Linked DNA regions of Homo sapiens: region 1 is linked to region 2. A link is an interaction called in ENCODE POLR2A ChIA-PET data of the cell type or tissue named here. Cell type or tissue: IMR-90. All regions are shown on one strand. Each heading gives the region's core, and the rest is flanking DNA. Links, peaks and the distances in the headings are about the cores only. Region 1 holds the start of LOC124903794 (small nucleolar RNA U13). Region 2 holds the start of ABCC11 (ATP binding cassette subfamily C member 11).

Region 1 (4,401 bases), core at 170-4,169, 410 kb after region 2:
TCTGCCAGTAAGATACTTTTTTGGTTATTGTAGCTTTGTAATATGTTTTGAAGCCAGGACGTATGAGGCCTTTTCTTTTTCAAGATTGTTTGGCCATTTGGGGATCCTTTAAGATTTTATGTCAAGTTTTTTTTATATTTATGAAAAAATGTCATTGGGATTTTGATAGGGATTGCATTGAATCTGAGGATAGCTTTGGTCAGTCTAGACATTTTAACAATATTAAATCTTCCAATCATAAATATGGACTTCATTTCTATTTATTTGTATCTTCTTTAGTTTCTTTTAGTAATATTTTGTAGTTTTTGGTGTACAAGTCTTTGGCCTCCTTGGTTAAATTTATTTCTAAGTATTTTATTATTTTTGATGCTGTTGTAAATGGGATTACTTTCTTAATTTCCTTTTCTGATTGTTCATTGTTAATATGTAGAAATGCAACTAATTTTCGTGTGTTGATTTTGTATCCTGCAACATTGCTGAATTAGTTTGTTAGTTTAGTTTATTAGTTTTAACAGTTTAAATTTTTTAAACAATGTATTCTATTTAACCCTCTATATTAAAAATATTTCAATGTGTACTCAAATAAAAATTATTAGTGATTTTTACTTTTGATTTTAGCAATTAGAATCTTCTCTATTTTTTTCTTAGTCAATCTAGATAAAGGTGTGTCAATTTTATTGATTTTTTTTAAGAATCAACTTTTGGTTTTATTGATTTTCTCTATTGTTTTTCTATTCTCTATTTTTACTTATCTCCACTCTAATCTTTATTATTTCCTTCCTTCTGCTAGCTTTGGGTTTAGTTTGTTCTTTTTTTTTTTCTAGTTCCTTAAGGTTTAAAATCAGATTGTTGGTTTTAGATATTTCCTTTTTAACATTAGCATTTATAGCTATAAATTTCACCCTTAGCACTGCTTTTGCTACATTTCATAAGTTTTGGTATATTGTGTTTTCATTTTCTGTTGTATCAAGATATTTTCTCTTTTTTTGTGTCAAGATATTTTAAAATTTCCCTTCTGGTTTTCTCTGTAGCTCATTTATTCTTTAAGAGTGTGTTAATTTCCACATATTTATGAATTTTCCAATTTTCCTTTTGCTATTGATTTGTTTCACTCCATTGTGATCAGAAATGATACTTGGTATGAGTTAAATCTTTTAAAAATTTATTAAGACTTTTTTTTTTGCCTAACATGTGGTTTGCCCTGGACAATGTTCCATGTACACTTGAGAAAAATGTATATTCTGCTATTGTTGATGGAGTGTTCTGTATATGTCTGTTAGGTCCAATTGGTTTGTAGTGTTGCTCATGTCCTTTATTTGCTTATTGATCTGTTGGTTCTATCCATTTTTGATATAGTATCTCATATATATATATATGCACACACACACCCCGCCCCATAACACATCAGATGGGGTAATGTGCCAATGTTGTAACAAAGTTTTAGAGAGGCACATCTCATACATGAGTGTGAAAACCCAATCACCATACTTATGAGCTACAAAATGTATAAACACTCCATCAACGACAGCAGAATATACATTTTAATGATAAGTTTTGATTCTTTTTGGTGTATATTCTGTAACTATTTTCTTCATTGTTATCAGGAGGATTACGTAAAATATTCTAAATATAAAACAATATATTTTGAATCGATACCAACATAATCTTGATTGCATACAAAAACTAATCTTTACAGCTCGGCCCCACATTTTATTGTCATTTATGTTATAAACTACCCCTTTATATATTGTGTGCCCATCAAAATAGATTTATAATTATTTTTATGCATTTGTATCTTCAATACTGTGGCAAATATGAAGTTCCTGATTCTTAGGTAGATTCTTAAATTATTGATTTTAAACTACAACTTTTCTTCTAAGTACTATTTTAGCCGTATTTCCCAAATATTCATATGTTTGGGTTTCATTTTCATTAAGCTTTAAAGTTTTTTATTTTGTTTTATTTTGTTTTTTAGAGATGAGGTCTTGGCTGTGTTGCCCAGGCTGGAGTGCAGTGGCTCTCCACAAGCACAATCATAGTGTACTGCCAGCCTCTAACTCCTGACCTCAAGCAATTCTTCCACATTGGCCTCCCAAGTAACTGGGAATATAGATACATGCCACTGTGCCCAGCTCTCATTTTCATTAAGTTTAAGATATTTACTTGTTAATATTGCAATTTATTTCTTTACTCATTTATTATTTAGAAATATATTTTTAAATTTTTAAATATTTAAATATATAAAATTTTAAATATTTAAAAATATTTCCAGATATTTTATTGTTATTGATTTCTAATTTAATTCCACTGCAGTCAGAGAACATAATCTGCAAAATTTCAGTTTTTAACATTTATTGGAACTTTTTTTATGACCTAGCATATATTCTGTCTTGTTGAAATTTCCATATGCCCTGAAAGGGAATGTGTATTCCAGTTATTCAGTGGAGCAGTCCATAAATGTCAATTATGTTCAGTTGATTGACTGTGTTAAGTGTTTTGTAGCCTCACTGATTTACTGTCTACTTATTCTTTCAGTTATTGAGACAAGAGTGTTGAAATATCCAGCTATAATTATGAATTATTTTATTTGTTTTTTAAATTATATTAGTAAAGTTTGCTTTGTTTTATATTAACATACCAATTCCAGCTTTATTACTTTTTTTTTTTTTGACACAGGGTCTCACTCTGTCACCTAGGCTGGAGTACAGTAGTGCAAACATAGTTCACTGTGCTTTGACCTCCTGGGCTTAAGTAATTTTCCCACCTCAGCCTCCTGAGTAGCTGGGATGACAGGCACACATCAGTGTGCCTGGCTAATTTTTTTTATTTTTTTTATAGCGATGAGGTCTCACCATGTTGCTTAGGCTGGCCTCAACCTCCTAGGTTTAAGCAATCCTCCCCCACTTGGCCTCCCAAAGTGTTAGGATTTCAGGTGTGAGCCACCACACCTGGCCTCCAGCTTTAGTATCTTCAATGTTTGCATCATATATCTTTTTTCTATATTTTTATACTTATTTGTGTTTTAAAATTTAAAGTGAGTTTTTTGAATTCAGTATATAGTTGGGTCATGCTTTAAAAAATCTAGTTTGGTATCTGCCTTTTAATTAAAATATTTAGATCATTTACATTTAATATAATAAATGAAAAAGTTGGATTTAAGTCTGCCATCTTGATTTTTTTATTTAAATTTTTTTTCATTTTTCTTTTTATTTCTTAGATCTACCTAATTGTCTGACATTTGTTTTCTATTTCCTTCATCTGCTCTTTACTCTTTATCCATCTCCGTTTTTTTGGCCTTTGATATGATTTGGATGTTGTCCCCTCTAAATCTCATGTTGAATTTTAATCCCCAGTGTTGGAGGTTGGGCCTGGTGAGAGATGTTTCAGTCATGGGGGTGGACACCTCATGGTTTGGTGCTATCCTTACAATAGTGAGTGAGTTCTTACAAGACATGGTTGCTTAAAAGTGTGTAACACCTCCCTCCACTCCAACTCTTTCTTGTTCCTGCTCTGGCCATGTGATATGCCTGCTCTTGCTTCACCTTTCACCATAAGTAAAAGCTTCCTGAGGCCTCACCAGAAACTGAGCAGATGCCCAGCACCATGCTTCCTGTACAGCCTACAGAACTATGAGCCAATTAAATCTCTTTTCTTTATAAATTACCCAGTCTTAAGTGTTTCTTTATAGTAATGCAAGAATAGCCAAACAGCCTTCTTTTGGAGTGTTTTTCTATTCCATTTTATCTGCTAATGTCTTATAACTAAATACCTTTTAAACGGCTTTCTTGTAGTTACTCTAGGGCTTACAATGTATATCAATAGCAGGGCACAGTGGCTCATATCTGTAATCCCAGCACTTTGAGAGGCTGAGGTGGGTGGATCACTTGAGGCCAGGAGTTTGAGACCAGCCTGGCCAAAATGGTGAAACACTGTTTCTACTAAAAATAAAAAAAATTAGCTCGGCATGGTGGCATGTGCCTCTGGTACCAGCTACTTGGGAGGTTGAGGCAGGAGAATCGCTTGAACCCATAAGGCAGAGGCTACAGTGAGCTGAGATCGCACCGCTATACTCCAGCCTGGGCAACAGAGTGAGACTCTGTCTCAAAATAAATAAATAAATAAAATATACATCAACATCACAGACTACCTTCAAATATTATATCATTTAATGCACAATATAAGAGTCTTACAATAATATACTTCAATCTCTCCCTCTCATACTTTGTGCACATACTTTGTCTTATATGTTACAAATCCCCAAATATATTGTTATAATTTTTGCTTCAGTCAGTTATCTGTAATAAAACTTACAAGTGAAAAGAAAGTCTTTTATATTTACCCAAATATTTACACCATTTCTAGCACTTTTTATTCTTTTTTTAATATGCAAGCTTTTATTTC
Region 2 (4,401 bases), core at 333-4,332:
ATTGAAAAGTCTTCATAGAAGTCCGGCATTATAAGAACTCATCAGACCATCTAGTTATCCTAGAAGTATTGTTTGCTACTTAAAAAGCCTATGTGGAAAGATTGTACCATATTCCTTGGTAATAGTTTCCAATGTCTTTTTTTCTCTAATAGGGCCTTTAAAACACTCTACTTAAAAAAAAAAAAAAAAAAAGGCTTTAACAATACCAATACTGAGTAATCCATAGCATTAGCCTGTTTCCACGCACAAGTCTGTCCTTCCCCAGTTACCTGCTTTTCTGTATGGTAGCCCAGAGGCCAGAAGAGGGGCTCTGTTCCTTTCTCTTGTTTCCTTTGCGCTATCCAGGTGACGCTGGCACAGCCTTCAAAGAGCAGCAGAAGTAATTTGCTCCCAGCGTTCTTTGCCACACAGAGTGGCAGGATTAGATGTTGACTTACCTCTGCCACTTCCTTGGTGGTTTTGAGTAGTACAGTCCCTTTCTGCACGTTAGTGTGCAGGCATGTTGCCTGCAGGAGCCTTTTTAAAGGAGGAGCTTTGGACTTGTCCTGCAGTATAGAACTTGGCTGGCATGCTGACCCAGGGCACCCTGCATTTTTCTGCTTAGTAGAACTGCATTTTTAGTGCTTCCTGAGTGACCCATTGTTTTCTTAGTGAAAAGGGGTCATAATTTAGTACTACCTGTACAATATCCTTTCAAGCATTTCAAGATGGTCATCCAGCTTTCTTCCAAATTTACACTTTTCAGGGTACATGGCTTCATTTCCTCATAGTGCCGACTTCTCAGTCTCCCTCACCAGGCTGGTGTCAAACTTGTGAGCTCAAGTGATCCTCCTGCCTCTGTCTCCCAAAGTGTTAGGATTACAGGCGTGAGCCACCATGCCTGGCCTATGTTTATAATTCTTGTAGGTAGAAGTGGTACCTATTGTCCATTGTAATGAGAAAAAAGTAAAATTTGTCTTAAAATATAATTAAGGAACTCAATTTATTAAATTTAAATTTATCCTTTAAATTTTAAATTTAAATTTATTTCTTAAATTTATTTCTATTACATTTTCTTGTAACCATGTACACCTAAGTTGTTCTACTTTAATTTTTTTGAGACAGGGTCTCACTCTGTCACCCATGCTGGTGCAGTGGTGCCATCTCAGCTCACTGCAACCTTTGCCTCCCAGGTTCAAGTGATCCTCTCACCTCAGCCTCCTGAGTGTCTGGGATTACAGGCATGTGCCACAATGCCTAGCTATTTTTTTTTTTTTTTTTTGGTGGAGACGGGGTTTTGCCATGTTGCGCAAACTGGTTTCGAACTCCTGAGCCCAAGTGATCCACTTGCCTCGGCCTCCCAAAGTGCTGGGATTATAGGTGTGAGCCACCATGCCATGTTCTACCTTTTTGAATCTCATTTACTCACTTGTAATAAGGAAATAATACTACCTTCTTCATGGGGTGAAGGGAGGTATAAAATGAAGTATACATATGAAAGCCTTTTGAAACTGCAAAGCATTCTAAACCTATATCCAAATGGGTAGTTTTAAATGTAGATTTTCACAAAAGGGGATTAAAGAGAGGAGTGGGGAGGCCCCATATTATTCCAACACGGGCTGAACTGAACTAACATCATTGCAGGAAGGTCTTGGAAGATTAAAGATTCCAAGAAAAATTAAGGGCTTTGAGTAAAAAAATTTTTTAAAAGTGGCTGGGCCTGGTGGCACGTGCCTGTACTCCCATCTACTCATGATGCTGAGGCGGAGGATTACTTGAGCCCAGGTGATCGAAGCTGCAGTGAGCTATAATCGTACCACTGCACTCCAGCCTGGGTGACAGAGCAAGATTCTGTCTATAGGAAAAAAAAAAAAAAAAAAAGCAAGTGCTGGGCATATAGGCTGGAATTAGATATTTACATAATATCCTCATCTTGGAAAACTTTTTCCAGTAGTGCTGCTTTTAGATTTTCCCACTACTGCAGTTGATGGTTCTTAAATATGTTTGGAACTCTTATATTATTTAGGTCAGTTTCCAAATTACACAAATTGTAACCATTGTAGTCAGACCTCACTTGAATGAAAACAATATTTTACAAACTCTGAGGGTAGATTCGAGTTAGGATTTGGATTAAAACATTATCTTAAAACCTCTGAGGGTAGATTCGAGTTAGGAGTTTCAAAACTTCTTTGAACAATATCATAATTAGGATGTAGATTTACAGAGCTACTAGCTAAAGGGAAGGACACCAGTCATTGGGATGTATAAGTTTGGATCTGTTGCAAAATTAAAATGCTGCCTTTTGAGCATGCCTAATAATGCACATACAATAGAAGAGCCAGAATTTTTAGAAAAATGACTGACTTGATATACAACCTTTTGTATATCATAGAAGGAAAATATTAGTTGAGTATTTTGTTTATTTACCTGTTTGTATATATAAAACCTGGGGCCCAATATACAATAGATTCTTTTTCACTATGCTTTTCACCCACAGTGTCTCACCAGGTACTCTGTTTCTAGCCATCTATAATTTCATAGATGTTTTTCTTTAAAAGGGATGTATTCTAGGCTGGGCGAGGTGGGTCTTGCCTGTAATCCTAGCACTTTGGGAGGCCAAGATGGGAGGATTGCTTGAGGCCAGTAGTTGGAGATCAGCCTGGTCAACATCATGAGATCCCATCTCTGTTAAAAAAAGAAAAAAAAATTTTTTTAAAGGGATAATTTCTAGTCAACTATAAGTGATTTTAAGTAAAAAGCAATTAAGGCATGTATACATCTGTACCTTTTGTAGGCATAGTATAAATTCAGCTTAATCTCTTCAGTTTGGAACATCTTCCTTTCACAGCAAAAATATTGTATTTGCTTTATAAGAAAACCCCTTTTGGCCAGGTGTGGTGGCTCACGCCCGTAATCCTAGCACTTTGGGAGGCTGAGGTGGGTGGATTACCTTAGGTCAGGAGTTCGAGACCAGCCTGGCCAACATAGTGAAACCCTGTCTCTACTAAAAATACAAAAATTAGCTGGGCGTGGTGGTGTGTGCCTGTAATCCCAGCTAGTTGGGAGGCTGAGGCACGAGAATCCCTTGAACCCAGGAGGCAGAGTGCAATAAGCCGAGATCACGCCATTGTACGTCAGGCTGGGCGACAGGGTGAGACTCCCTCTAAAAAACAAACAAAAAAACCACAGTGGCTCACACCTGTAATCCCAGCACTTTGGGAGGCCAAGGTGGGCGAATCATGAGGTCAAGAGATCGAGATCATCCTGGCCAACATGGTGAAACCTCATCTCTACAAAAAATACAAAAAATTAGCTGGGCGTGGTGGTGTGTGCCTGTAGTCCCAGCTACTTGGGAGGCTGAGGCAGGAGAATCACTTGAATCTGGGAGACGGAGGTTGCAGTGAGCCAAGATTAGGCTACTGCGCTCCAGCCTGGTGACAAAGTGAGACTCCGTCTCAAAAAAAAAAAACAAAAAACAAAAAACAACTCTTTAGCATCACCTTTTAGCAATGACATAGCCCAAATAATTAAATTTGTCTCCTGATCGGAGATTTGGATTTGTCTCATCTCTCTTTCTGGTTCCTCCTTGGTTTCTACTTTGTAAACCCTTTAGGCCGGGGATCCAGTTTCTTGTCTGTGGATGTTTTATATACAAACAGGACTGTGAGCTCTTTCAGCATTGTACAAACAGTGATGAATATCATCTGCAATTAATTATGTTTAAGTTATTCTCTAATCAGTTTAGAGGTGGCTCACTTCCTCAGGCAATCTGAGTGGGCTTTCAGGAAGTGGGAAATATTATCTACTATTGATTGAAGAAAAGCAGCCACAACACAAATAAGTCAAAATAATAGCTAATTGCTAAATAATTTCAAGTTTTTTATGTATGTGATTTTTTTCCCTCACCAATTTATCTTCTCAGTTGTTTGGCTTATTATTTAAATCAGTTTTTATTGTAAACATGGTAATGACTGAAAGGTAAGAAAAGGATAGACGTAGTTCAGAATAAACTGAGTGGCAGAAAGAAGCCAAAGGCTATGTGTAATCTACGGAATGAGTAATTTATAAGGAAGTAATCAAGAATTCACTGTGTATAGAAGTAAGCAAGTTCACTCACATAGTCACATACTGTATTACATGATTTATTATCTTTGAGATGGGCAGGTGTGGTGTTCTTCTATTACCGCTTTCCTAGGGTGTTGAGAGTTCTAGTCCTTCTATTTTCTTTTCTGGAATTACCACTTTTCCTATGGCTGAAGGGAGAAAATATTATTTATTTTGGGATCTGGAATTGTCTTCTCAATGTTGATTTTTGTATTTTATATAACTGACTTAGTTTGGATGAGGCTTCCTTTCTGTGAATTAAATTTATATGTGACTTGATCAGAGTTGTATTTGCTGATGAGGAGCTGAGACTTGAAG

The links. ChIA-PET counts read pairs that join two places held together with the same protein. Peaks named below come from ENCODE experiments on the same cell type or tissue, not always from the same donor. Only the 100,000 strongest peaks of a DNase experiment are listed, where the experiment ranks them.
Region 1: POLR2A ChIA-PET joins it to region 2 with 10 read pairs; 2 of 35 experiments call an interaction of 5 or more read pairs at or near these places.

Annotation. Positions count from the first base shown.
Region 1 is chr16:48,656,979-48,661,379 of GRCh38, forward strand. All of the region lies in intron 1 of LOC105371240 (a long non-coding RNA gene), which reads left to right. LOC124903794 (small nucleolar RNA U13) reads right to left here and starts at 1,508; the gene lies at 1,403-1,508. In IMR-90, for the core only: no CTCF peak of the experiment used is centred there; no DNase peak of the experiment used is centred there.
Region 2 is chr16:48,247,045-48,251,445 of GRCh38, forward strand. It overlaps ABCC11 (ATP binding cassette subfamily C member 11), which reads right to left and starts at 495. Exons shown (of 30, transcript NM_001370497.1): 1 at 270-495. The region is part of intron 1 of LONP2 (lon peptidase 2, peroxisomal); the gene reads left to right. In IMR-90, for the core only: no CTCF peak of the experiment used is centred there; no DNase peak of the experiment used is centred there.